Regions from separate parts of the Mus musculus genome. Here region 1 is linked to region 2. Evidence: chromatin contacts called from ENCODE Hi-C or POLR2A ChIA-PET data. All regions are on one chromosome and are shown on one strand. The core of a region is the stretch at or near the end of the contact, and the rest is flanking DNA. Distances in the headings are between cores, read along the strand shown.

Region 1 (6,392 bases), core at 3,260-5,759, 130 kb before region 2:
ACCCAACTGTTCTTGCACCATCTGCCTGTAGAGGGCGCACATCCCACAGGTTGTGGGCTCAGTGTCCACAATTGCCCATTTCATTGAGTTCAGCTGCCAGAGTCAAGTCCCAGGTTGTTCTAGCAATGCCTCTGACCAGCCAGTTATAAATCAGGTTAGCACAGCCGCTCTTCGGATCCAATGAATCTGCTAGGATGGCCCACACAATTAGCAAACAAGGTTACAGTTTATTATTAAAGATGTTACTGCCCAGGTTACAGATAAAGATGTATTTTGGGTAAGGAATAGGAGCACTAAGTTGGGGCGTCCTTGCCCCATATTCAGCTTTCTGGAAGTTCTCAAGCCTGTTTTAAATTTTTGTTTTAATTAGCATATTAAATACATGTGCCCATAATATACCTGTCCACAGCCTTCACCCATTTCTTTCCCCCACTGGTGCTCTTCTCAGAGTCTTGCTTTCATTTTCGTGCCCTATATATGAGCATATATGTATATATGCTGTTGAATCTCGATTCTCTGAGGAAATTAATTCAGTGTTATATTTCAGTCCATTACCTTCTTCCTCTTCCCTAATAACCTGCTTCCACTTTCATTATGTGTATACATACATATTTAAACACAAGTTCTGTGAGAGAAAATATGTAATGTTTGTCTTTCCATGATCGAACCTAGGGTCTTACATCTGCCATGGCATGTGTACTACTACTTAGCTAGACACACACACCTCTTTTAGTTTTGAGTTAGGGTCTCATTAAGTTGCACAGACTGGCCTCGATTCTACTCTATAATTCAGAATCCAAAGAGTTGTTTTCCCACACATATACATCAGGTACACATTACATGCACACTAATAACAACAACAACAATAATAAATATAGGCAATCTGCCCTCTGACAGAGCATATTATTTCTACTTATTTAGTATGTTTGTAGTCTTGTTACGTCTCTCAGGCTGGCTTGAAACTTGCAATTCTTTTTCCTCTGACTCTCAAATGTTAGAATTACAGAAGACAACTACTGTGCTTAATAGGACATTTTCTTTTCTTTTTCTTTCTTTTTTTTGGGGGGGGTTTTTCGAGACAGGGTTTCTCTATATAGTCCTGGCTGTCTTGGAACTCACTTTGTAGACCAGTCTGGCCTCGAACTCAGAAATCCACCTGCCTCTGCCTCCCGAGTGCTGGGATCAAAGGCGTGCGCCATCACATCCGGCCCGTGTTTTGCAAGACAGGGTTTTTCTAGTTAGTCCTGGATGTCCTGGAACTCACTTTGTAGACTAGGCTATCCTCAAACCTGCCTCTGCCTCCCAACTGCTGGGCCCAAAGTCGTGCAACCACCACTACCTGGCTTAATAGGACATATTAAAAAACACACATTTATTTTTGTAAGTGTGTAGAGTTCATTTTGCCCCTGCACAGAACATTGTGGATGTTATGCCAACTCCTAATAGTTAGGCTTTTTGTTGTTGTTGTTGTTGTTACGGTTTATTTATTTAATGTGAGTGCTCTATCTGCATGTACACCTGTAGGCCAGAAGAGGGCACCAGATCACACTATAGATGGTTATGAGCTACCATGTAGTTGTCAGAAATTGAACTCAGGACCTCTGGAAATACAGGAATTACCTCTTAACTGCTAAGCAATCCAACCCTGGCTTTTTTCTCTTTAATTTTATGCACATGAGTGTTTTACCTGCATGTAGGTATGTGCAGCACATGTGTGCTGGATGCCCACAGAGGCCAGAAGGGATGTGATGTCTCCTAGAACTGAATTCTAGATGGTTACCTTTGACTATTTTGTATTTATTTTCTGTGGCCACATATACATGATCGTGGACCAGAGAGAAATGTGTGGGAATTACCTTTTAACTTTCCACCATATGGGGCCTAGAGATTGAACTCAGGTTGTCAGCCTTGACGGTGACTACCTCTGGCTACTGAGACATCTCCCAGGTTTTAAAAACAATTCTTTTGTTGTTGTTTTTGAGCCACTATCACTATGTATCCATGGCTGTTCTGAAGCTCACAAGTAGACCAGCATGGTCGTAAACTCACAAAGGTCCACCAGCCTCTGCCTACTGCTAATGAAAGATCTTAACAGAAATATTTTTTATTATTTATTTAGGCAGAGTCTTTCTATATAGTCCTGGTTGTCTTGTAACTCACTGTGTAGACCAAGCTGAAACTCAGCAGAGATCTGCCTGTCTCTGCCTCTCAAGTGCTGGGATCAAAAGCATGTGCCACCATGCCAGGAAACTTTAAAAATAATTTAAACAGCATTACGTGTCAGGCCTGTGGTATCTGACTTTAATCCTAGTACTGGGAAGGCAGAGCAGGTGAGGGGTCTTTGTGAGTTTGTGGCCAGCTTGGCCTACATATTGAGTTCCAGGCCAGCCAGAGTTTTCTTTTTTTTTCCTTTTTTTTCCTCCACAATCCACGAAGGCTTTTTATTTATGCTTTACATTTAAAAAAATAACCCCAGGATTTTTCCCTCCTGTACGTTTTCGTCTCCCTTCTCCATGGTCCATGATGCCAGCCGAGGTTGTCAGCACAATGAAACCAAATTGCTGCGATGGGAGCAGATCGTTCTGCAATTTATTTCTCAAGGTCTTTGAATCGAACATCAAATCTAGGGCTTATAACTCCACGCTTGTTCAACCTTCCTGTGAGGTTCACAACGATCTTCCCAGCTCTGTGATCATCAATGACCTCGAATTCACTAGTGTAGCCGTGCTTCACCATCGAAGAACCGAACAATGACTTTACAACACAGCCTGATGAGGACCTGGTGTTTGCCTCTCTTCTCAGTGTTGTGGAAGCTCTTGAAAGCCTCTGCCAGAACATTCATTCGCACCATGGTGGCGGCAAGGGAATATGGCAGAAAGGGCCAGAGTTTTCAAAACACCTCAAGACACAAAATAAAACCTCGGGTCTGGGTCTTTTTTTTTTTTTTCAGCATCAAAATTTTAATTCATGTGAATTGTTTAAAATGAGAATCTATTACCAGTGTCAAATGAACGTGGAAGAGGAAGGCAGGGCTGGGGGAGGAGGAGGAATCTCCCTTTCTTGGTCACAGAGCTCTGGTTCATCCCACTGTGGATTTGATAATCTCCCAGAGACACGTGGTCCTTCAAACTCCTGTACCATTGGGCCGCTATCAAGTTCTTCAAGTTTCTGATGGTGTCATCTGTGTTGCATTTAACCCTGACTTCCTTTCCAAGAAGGTTGTTGTTAGCAGCCTCAATCATTGTGGTGGCAGCTTAAATCTTGACGACACAACCTGTAGTTTGAACACTGATCCTATTTTATTTTGTTAAGTATTTATTTAATGTATATGAGTACACTATTGCTGTTTTCAAATACACCAGAATAGGGTACCAGTTCCCATTATAGATGATTGTGAGCCACCATGGGGTTGCTGGGAATTTAACTCAATACCTCTGGAAGAGTAGTCAGTGCTCTTAACCACTGAGCCATCTCTCCACCTCACACCCCTTATTTTTACAAAAAAAAAAAAAAAATCTGTTATACGTGTGGGTGACCACGAGTGATGTTATATGTATGATGTTCAGGAGACAACTTGCAGGAGGATATCTCCTTCCATTTTGTGGTCTAGGAATACAATTCCCGTTAAGCTTCGTATTCGAGCCATCTCTCTCTCTCTCTTTTGTTACTCCATGACAGTTTTTCCTGTATTGAATCCCCTCAGAATTTATGCATCAAGTTATGTGGCATTTTGTTTTTCATACGGCACTAAATTTACTAGAATACTAGTCAACTTAGGGCAAGCATGGTAATGACATGGCTGTAATTTTTGCACTTGGGAGGTGGAGGTTGGAGGACCTATTCAAGGTCATTCCCCCACTACCTAGTTAGTTCATGGTCAGCCTAGGACACAAGAGACCCTGTCTCACAAAACTTAAAAAAAAAAAAAAAAAAAAAAAAAAAAAAAGTCTACTTAAGCCAACAACAGTGACTCTTGATTCTCCTATGGATGCAGAGAGTCAACACATGCGCATGGACACCAAAGCCCAGCGCCTGCGCACTGGGCAGTTTTTGCCTTTTGGTTCCCCCCCCCCCCCCCTTTTTGGAGTGTGCGCACCAAGAAAGACAAAGGTGGTGAAAGTGACCAAGCAGTCATTCGGGCGCATGCCCATCCCTAAATTGCCCAGGCTCCATGGGGCTCACTTTGTGGAGGCGGAAGTCCAATCCGATGCAGCGAGCGCGGCCCCCCTCTCCCTTTGATTGGTTTGCTTCCAGTGTTGTGGGGCGGGGAAAGGAAGGGACAGGGACAGTGGAAGGTTGGAGTGGTACAGAGAGCGTTCGCCTCGTTCTGCGCAAGCGCAGAGAGGCGACCAGGAGGGGGCGTGAGAGAGTGCAAGAGAATGTGGAAGCCCTGACGCGCTGGCGAGCGGGAGCTGGGTCGCTAGCCTAGACGCCTGCGCCTTGGCCCTCCGGCTCCGCGCGCGGCGGGCGGGTGCCCTGTGCGCCTGCGCAGTAGGCGGCGGCAGCAGGGGGAGGTGGAGGCCGTGGAGCGGCAGCGGCGGGTCCCGGGACCGAGGCAGCAGCGGGGGCGCCGGCGGGCGGAAGCTGAGGTGACGAAGGCGGCGGCGGCGGCGGCGGCCGTTTCCCTCACGGTGGCGGAGACCAAGGCAGCGGCGGCGGCGGCGGACGGGGAGCGGCCCGGCCCCGGCCCCCTGCTCGTCGGCTGTAGCAGGGCCGCCGTGGGGCCGGCCCGGCTCCCGCCCCCCGCGGCTCCCCCTCCGGCTCCTCCTCCAGGGAGACGCCGGGGACCCGGCCCGGCCCGCACTCAGGGCTCTGTTTCAGCTGCTGCCGGGCCAGTCGGAGGTGGTGGCGGCGCCATGGGCGGCCTGGCCTCTGGGGGGGATGTGGAGCCGGGACTGCCCGTCGAGGTGCGGGGCTCCAACGGGGCCTTCTACAAGGTGAGACGGCGCGTCGACCCGGGCCACCCTCCTTAGCCCCCTCCCCCAGCCGAGGCAGGGAAGAGTGGAGCGGGATCGAGTTTCTGGAGCTTGGTCTTGACCCTTAGAACCTTCGACCCACGTTCCCACTCGAAACCCTCCCGTGGCGATCGTGGGAGTTAACCCTCGTGCTTTTATTTTGAGCTCGCTGTTACACCTGCTTTTATCAGCTGAAAACATGGCCATCAGGTCATTCCTGTGCGGGGATGGGAGCCCCGGGTCCCTTTGGAGAAAGCCCTTTTCCTAGCTTCTAATCGACTTTTCTTGTTTTTTTTTTTTTTTTTTTTTTTTTTTTTTTTTTTTTTTTTTAGTGTAGGCGATACTTCAGCTTTTAATCACATCACCCCTGCAGCCCAAGCACATGGAGGATTCGCATTCTTTTCCTACATGACCCCCTTGGGAAGGTCCACTGTCCCACATTAGGTCTTCAGGGAGCCTTCTGCCTACTGGCTCTAGACCATTTGCTCAACTTTTGGTCTTAAATTCCTGTTCCCAGGCTGACAAGAAATGGTCAAAACCCATCTGTGTTATTTAGCATTAGCATCTTTGGCCTCAGGTTTTTATCAGCCAGCCATAAAGTGGATTTGTTGGACAAGTTTGTCACCCACCACACCTATATTCCAAAATCACCTATGAGGGATGGATTCACGCTTATCTCTTTGACTCTAGATATATTTAGGTCATTCCTCTATCTTCTTGGTAAGTTTAAGCTTCACTGTCTCTCAAAGGCCATCTCAACAAGTTCTTATTCTAACAGATTTCTGCTTGTTGACAATCCTTCTGGAAAGAAAAAAAGTATCTTTCAGAATTGCTTCTTTAATCAGCTTTTTCTTTGCCTAAGATTTGATTCCTGTGAACTTTTTTAAGGGGTGTGGTTGGGACAAGATCCCCTCCCTGGCTGCACTTGAACTCTTCCTCAGCCTAGGATTACAGCTCTGGCGTTACTGGTTGAGCCACCATGCCAGACCAGACTTTTGTTTTTTCCTTCTTTCTATCCACCACCCACCCCATCTTCTGTATCTGTCCTGAGTCTATTCTGGATCCCACGCCCCAGATATTTTCTTCTTCTGATCAGTGGGGTTCTGAACATCTTTTGACTTTTATGAGTGGAATTGTCCCGGACACGTTTGGTCCCTCTCTTACTCTTCATCCTGGAGAGAAAGAGGAATTTCCATAGCATGAGATGGGTGAGAAGAGCCCCTTTTTCTTCAGGTTTCCTCAGGTTGTCTGTCCCCCTACCCTAGTAGAACTTCTACTTTCTTATGCCCTTGGAAATAACTTTCTCTGACTCTACTATGAAATTGTATCTTTTTTGTAGCTGAAAAAAGACTTAGGTTTGCCCTACCCCTGTAGATGGTTCCTACCCTCACTTCAACTGATATGCTAGTTATCCATTATAAAGGCCAGGCCATTTTT
Region 2 (6,528 bases), core at 3,055-5,554:
AAAAAACCAAACTACCACCCCCCCCAACCAAACAAGGACAAAACACCCACATATTGTTCTTGCAGATAATTGGAGGGGAGTTTTCAGCAACTGTGTCAGGTCTCCAACACCTCTTCAGACTCCCCCACATACATATGCCATGCACATATGCACACAAAAACACACATCAAATTTTTTTTATTTTTTAATTTTTTGTAAACAACCTGAATACAGCTCCAGGGGATAAGATCCCCTGATCTCAAAAAGACAAAAAACAGTCGGGCGGGGTGGCGCACGCCTTTAATCCCAGCACTTGGGAGGCAGAGGCAGGTGGATTTCTGAGTTCGAGGCCAGCCTGGTCTATAAAGTGAGTTCCAGGACAGCCAGGGCTACACAGAGAAACTCTGTCTCGAAAAAAACCAAAACCAAAACCAAAACAAAACAAAAAATCCCCTGATCTCTAAGAGCACCTCCACCCTTTTCCACACATATCAAAAAACAAAAACAAAACAAAAACCCTACAAAAAAAAGCAAGCCAAACCAAACAAAAAACAATTCAGCTTCTCAAACATATGATGTCATTCAATGGGATCCAGCGCCATCTAATGTTGGAACTGAACCATGTGCAACTAGTAGAGTACAGAGCACCTATACTTCTAGAGTACAGAATACCCTGTGCCCCTGTGATTTTGCTACAGTGCTTTCAAATGTGACAGCAGTTTGGGAACATTGGATCTAGACTATAGGGCAGTTTTGTTCTATTCTAAAGATAGGACCTACGGTATTCAAAAAGGGTTCCTATTAGTAAATATTTAGGTGACTTTCAATTGTCATTTTCAAACAATCTTAAAACGTATTTACCCAAATCATTTTAATTACATGCAAATCAGCACCAGGATCTACTTGGAATGCTAACAGAAAGTTAAGAAAATTAATCCTCCAACAGTGGCAGGCTATTGAAGTAAAACAAAGGGTAGGGGGTTACAGAACGAAGGATGCTATTTAAATGGTCAGAGTAGACATCTAAATACAGAACACACTGACATGAAGAGCAGGCAATAAGGTCTGGGCAGTGTTATTCTAAGCAGCAGAGACTGATTAAATAGCCCCTGAAGCAAGAATAAACTTGCAGTGTTAAAAGCTAAGCAGGTCAGAGTTGCAAAAGGAAACCAAGAAGGGCTAGAGAAATGGCAGAGTGGTTAAAAGCACTTGTTGCTCTTGCAGAGGACCTAGGTTTTATTCCCATCACCCACATGGTGGCTCACTACCTTCAAGAATTCCAGTTTAAGGGGACCCAATGCCCTCTTCTGACTCTCAGGCACCAGGGACACATGTGGTGTACATACATGCATGCTGGCAAAACATTAATAATACTCATAAAATAAATTAATCTAAAAATATTTTTTTAATTTACCAGGAGACTGGTAATAAGATGGAGAGGCAAGCAGGGGCAGAATTTCAAGGAGTCTGGATCCTCCTGAGAGGATGCCATGAAGGGAAGGACCATGATGAAAACATCTCTACAACTACTGGAAGACTGAGGCAGGGCTACTCAGAACAGAGGTCAGTGGGTAGGTACCATCGTAAAGGTAAAGGCTGGCCTGGCCAGGTGGTGGTGGCAGCACTTGGGATGCAGGTCTCTGTGAGGTTGAGGCTAGCCTGGTCTACAGAGCAAGTTCCAGAACTATACAAAGAAACCCTGTCTCAATTTAAAAATTAAATAAATTCTTGGTTTGATGCTGGGTCAAGAGATACATATATTAAAGACTGAATGATCTCCAAAAAGCTAACCAACTTATTCTTCTATCAATAATGCATGAGGTCACTCATCTTCTCATTATTTTTGCTACCAGATTAAGAAACTCTTTTTAACTTGTTATTAGGAAACCTTTAAAAAAATAAAAGATTTATTTTATGAGTACACTGCTGTTGTCTTCAGACACACCAGAAAGGGGCATCAATTTCTATTACAGATGGTTGTGAGCTACCATGTGTGTGTACTCAGGACCTCTGGAAGAGCAGTTAGTGCTCTTAACCACTGAGCCATCTCTCCAGCCCCACCCCACCCCCTTTTATTTTTAATTTGTTAAAGGAAAAAAAAGTCTAACCACGCCAGGTGAGATGGGCTTATGCTCTCAGCACTCAGAAAGGTAAGGCAGAAGAATCACCATTTGCAGGGCAGCCTGAACTGAACAGCAAGATTCTGCTTCAAAATACCAAGAGCTTCAAATACATGTAGCCAAGTGGTCAAGAGCACTTGCCTAGCATGCACAAGGCTGACTTTCAGTCCCAGCAAAATTCAGCCTGGGCTATGAGCTCCAGGATAGCCAGTGCTACATACAGAGACCCTGCTTCAAAAGCAAAACAGAACAAAACCCTGAAAAATCAAACCCTGTCCATCACAGTACAAATTTGTTTCCCAATATACTTATTTTAGTTCTGTTCTAGAGCCTCTGATAAAAGTGGCCCATGTCTGCCTTACTCTTTTAGTACAATGCTTAGCTTACTGTAGGATCATCAGAAAATTTACCTTTATTTATTAATGTAAGGTTTGTCCTCTGGTATCAGCTCCCCTAAAATCCTGTTCTTTCTTAATGTTTTATTACTTTAATTATCTGGAATTTATTTTGTGTCGGTCTGTGAGGTCTTGGATGTCCAGAAACCTGATGTAGGGCTTTGTTTTTTTTTTTTTAAGATTTATTTATTATATGTAAGTACACTGTAGCTGACTTCAGACACTCCAGAAAAGGGCATCAGATCTCATTACAGATGGTTGTGAGCCACCATATGGTTGCTGGGATTTGAACTCATGACTTTCGGAAGAGCAGTCAGTTCTCTTACCTGCTGAGCCATCTTACCAGCCCTGATGTAGGTTTTTCTGTTTTTTCTTTTGAGTTCTGCTATAGTTGAGCCCTTACCCCAACAGGACTGCCTCAGTCTAGAATCAGCTGTTTAATTCCACTCTCTATTCCTCTCAGGAGGAAGAAGTCCAAGTCTCCAAAAGCTATCCCTTGTCTATCCTCACCCACTTCACATCAGCTCTTTACGGAGCTTCTGTACATGCGTGTGTGTATAAGTTACTACTGTCACCTTTATAATTACCCAGTGGTTTCCTACTGAAAACAGAAATTTGGACTCTCTAGAGCGTAATTTACAATATCCCGTGCTTCTTCAGTGCACTCTCCGCACCCACTAACCCTGCCTGCCCCAACACTGGCTTTTCAGTCTCTAGAATACAAGTTTATTTCCCTCTCAGTCCCATGACACTTGTTTCCTCCACCTAAAAAAATAGCTCTGATGACTGATATTACTTGGGAATGTCACCATCCCTGGCAAGTATGTCTTCCAAACCCTGACACCATTCAATTTCAGTGACTTCTTACAGCATTTCCTCATTTTGCTTTAATCTAGGTACTTATTTTTGCTCATTTCTTTTTGTTCTTAAGCTCTCTTCTCTGTTTTTCCCATAGTGTTTTAGAAGGTAGAGTTTCTGTTATATTTATTGTGCAGCTGTGTTCCTAGTGTCTGATTACTGTCACATAGCAGGATGCTCAATATTGGTGAAAGAACTAAAACTGGGGATCCACTTCCTGTACAACTTTCAACCCTGTCTCGTTGAACCGCAGCAATGCTCAAGTATGGAAACATCTTTCTTCTCTGTCCAGTCAAGCACTCATCTCAGGCATAGCATTTCGCTTGTTTAAGTCCTGGCATAATTTAACTTTTGAAGGCTGGACCCCCGCACAACATCAGCATCACTGACCCATCTTCCCAGAGGATCATCAGCCAAAGGCATAGCAGAGAGACGGGCGGACTATCTTACCAATTCATCCGGACTCAGGACTCCGAACTGCACTCTCTTGATGGTGCGCAGCGGGCATGCGCTGTCCCCGGAGGGGGGGCCACCCCCGTGCATGGCGAGGCAGGCGCGCTGCGCAGGCGCAAACCTCGCTACAAAAAGCCTGCGCCACCGCCGCCTAAGTGCTCAGAACCCGTCCGGGCGGCCACCAGGAAAGACCTCCCGGGATAGGGAGGGAAAGGCTGGAGGAGGGAAAGGTGGGGGAGGGGGGAAGGGGGGGGGAAGGCAGAGGAACGAAAAGGGCTGAAAGAAAGCCTTTTCTCCCTTTCCGGAGATTCGTCGGCTCCCAAAAAGGAAACAAAAGAAGGGAGGAGAGGAGGAGGTTTTGGGAGGGAGGAAGAAGAAAAGGGGTAACGAATAAATAAGTAACCGGGATCCTGAACGGCAGAGGTTACGGCAGTTTGTCTCTCCCCCTTCCGGGAGCCACCTTCTTCTCCAACCGTCCCGGTCGCGCTCTCGGCGCTTCTGAGGAGAGAACTGGCTGAGTGACGCCCTTTATAGATTCGCCCTTGTGTCCCGCCCCTTCCTTTCCCGCCCTCCCTTGCGCTACGGGGCCGCCCGCACCGGCCTACACGGAGCGCGCGCGGCGGAGTTGTTGACGCTAGGGCTCCGGCTCCCTGGTTGGGTGTTCTTTCTGACGCGACAGGAGGAGGAGAATGTTCCTGGTCCTGTCGTCCTCCTTTCGGGTTTCCCGTGCACTCAAACCGAGGACTTACAGAACGGAGGATAAAGTTAGGCCATTTTTACTCAGCTTCGGAGTTCAGGCTCATTTTCAGCTAAAGTCTCTCATTAGTATCCCCCCACACACATCGGGAAAATGGTTTGTCCTACGCATCGGTAATGAAGGCGGGGCCCTTCGGGTCCTCCGGAGCGGGTTCCGGGGGTGGGGGGAAGGAGGGAGGGACGGGACGGGCCTCGTTCATGAATATTCAGTTCACCGCTGAATATGCATAAGGCAGGCAAGATGGCGCGTCCAATCAATTGGAAGTAGCCGTTATTAGTGGAGAGGCCCCAGGACGTTGGGGCACCGCCTGTGCTCTAATAGCTTTACGGAGCCCTGGCGCTCGATGTTCAGCCCAAGCTTTTCCCGAGCCCGGAGGCCTATTCTGAAAGTAGAATGGCTGCTACCCAGGAGCCGCAGATCACGCGACCGTGACAATCTGAGAAAAGCAGATTAGCGGTGGGGCAGAATAGGGATGTCTTGGGGAATTCGGGGTCAAGGAAACCCTACACCTTTCAGACGACTTCAGAAATAAGGTGGCGGCTGAGTGTTTCAAGGGAATCTCCCAAAAGAGCATGTTTCCACTCCTTTTCAAAGCAAAGCCAACTGCTCAGCCAACCACAGTGATTCATTCATGCTTGATGTCAGCGTTACATCACCGCTCGGACAGGGAGCACCACCACTGAGGAAAGCAAAATACCTTCCAAAGGAAAGGAAACACGCCCCTCCCCCAGTGCTGGCTGTTCGCCTGACAAGCTGCATTCTTCGTTCTTCATCTCCAGCGCTCTTCTCTTTCCTGCCTGTGGGATTAATCCCCTTGACCCACTACCAGGCTTCCTTAGTCCTCTGGATCTGAGACCTCGCTGCTGAGTGATGCCCTTATTCCCTGTTCCCAGCCCCAATTCCATACCCTGGTTCCTGTACATGCTCCCGGTCTCTCCTCTCCACTTAGTCCCAAGTCACCCTTGAATCCTAGGGCATCTCTCTCCACACCAGTTTTTTGCTTTAATATATATTTTTTATTTTGTGTGTAAGCACGCCACAGCGAATGTATAGAGAGAATAATCTGTAGGAGTCGGTTCTCTCCATCTACCATATAGATCAGGCTTGGTAGCATTAGCCTCTATCTGCTGAGCTATCTCACTGGTCCTCCACACCAGTTCTTTGCCAGGCATTTGTTCTCCCATGGTTTTTATTCCCATCTCTCCTATTTACCCCTGTCCCCCCTCCCCCCCTCAAGTTTGATTTCATTCCTCCGTTTGCCCTTCCTTATCACAACTGAGGTTCTGGGCAGTAATGATGGCAATGCTGCCCAACACAACCCCTGCTCCCATGATGTCAGAAGGTGCCACGGTCTCATAGAGCACGTAATACTGCAGCATGAGGGCTACCACGACCTCAGAGTGCAGGACAGCACATACCAGGGCAGGGTGGGCCTTGGTGACTGCATAGCTCACACATACAAAGGAAACCAATGCAAGGAGCCCCACTGCCACCACACAGCTCCAGCTTAGAGTGTCTTGGGGTAGCACAGGGGTCTGCAGCACAAAGAGGCCTGGTACAGAGACCATTAGCCCCACCAGGCCAAAAAGGAAGGCCACAGTTGGTAGACAGGAAGGGAAGTGTAGAGAGCGGTAAATCTGCAGCCCCAGTGACAGTGCCAGTCCTCCCAGGAAAGCCAGTACATAGCCCAGGGCTGTGTAGAGGCCAGTAGTCCCTTCTTGCAGTGTCCCTAGTCCAGGTCCCACGATGATGATTAGCCCAAGGGTGCTGCCAAACAGGCCACACCAGGCATAGCCACTGAGACCCTGGCTCTCGAGGCAGAGTGCCAGGAGGGCAGAGCACACGGTGGAAGAACCTTTGCGGACAGTGACTGCGTTGCCGGCAGGCACCACCTGAACAGCACTGTAGGCGCAACCAATGCTGAGGACATTAAGAATGGCATGGAGGAAGGCCCGAACCCGAACAT

What was found. A loop is a pair of places that touch in the nucleus more often than their neighbours do. ChIA-PET counts read pairs that join two places held with the same protein, here RNA polymerase II (POLR2A).
Region 1: a map of left cerebral cortex shows a loop between it and region 2 (3-fold over the local background). The contact joins the promoter of Fxr2 here to the promoter of Polr2a in region 2. A Hi-C loop is called at or near these places in 6 of 37 maps with a recorded cell type or tissue (heart, left cerebral cortex and v-Abl transformed pro-B cells). POLR2A ChIA-PET finds 5 or more read pairs at or near these places in 3 of 5 experiments (Patski and embryonic stem cell).

Annotation. Positions count from the first base shown.
Region 1 is chr11:69,628,462-69,634,853 of GRCm38, forward strand. Fxr2 (fragile X mental retardation, autosomal homolog 2) reads left to right here and starts at 4,510. Exons shown (of 17, transcript NM_011814.2): 1 at 4,510-4,937. The coding sequence starts at 4,857. It also overlaps the pseudogene Gm12308.
Region 2 is chr11:69,754,329-69,760,856 of GRCm38, forward strand. Polr2a (polymerase (RNA) II (DNA directed) polypeptide A) reads right to left here and starts at 4,305. Exons shown (of 29, transcript NM_001291068.1): 1 at 3,803-4,305. The coding sequence starts at 3,895. Slc35g3 (solute carrier family 35, member G3) reads right to left here. Exons shown (of 2, transcript NM_019871.2): 2 at 5,556-6,528. The coding sequence ends at 5,807.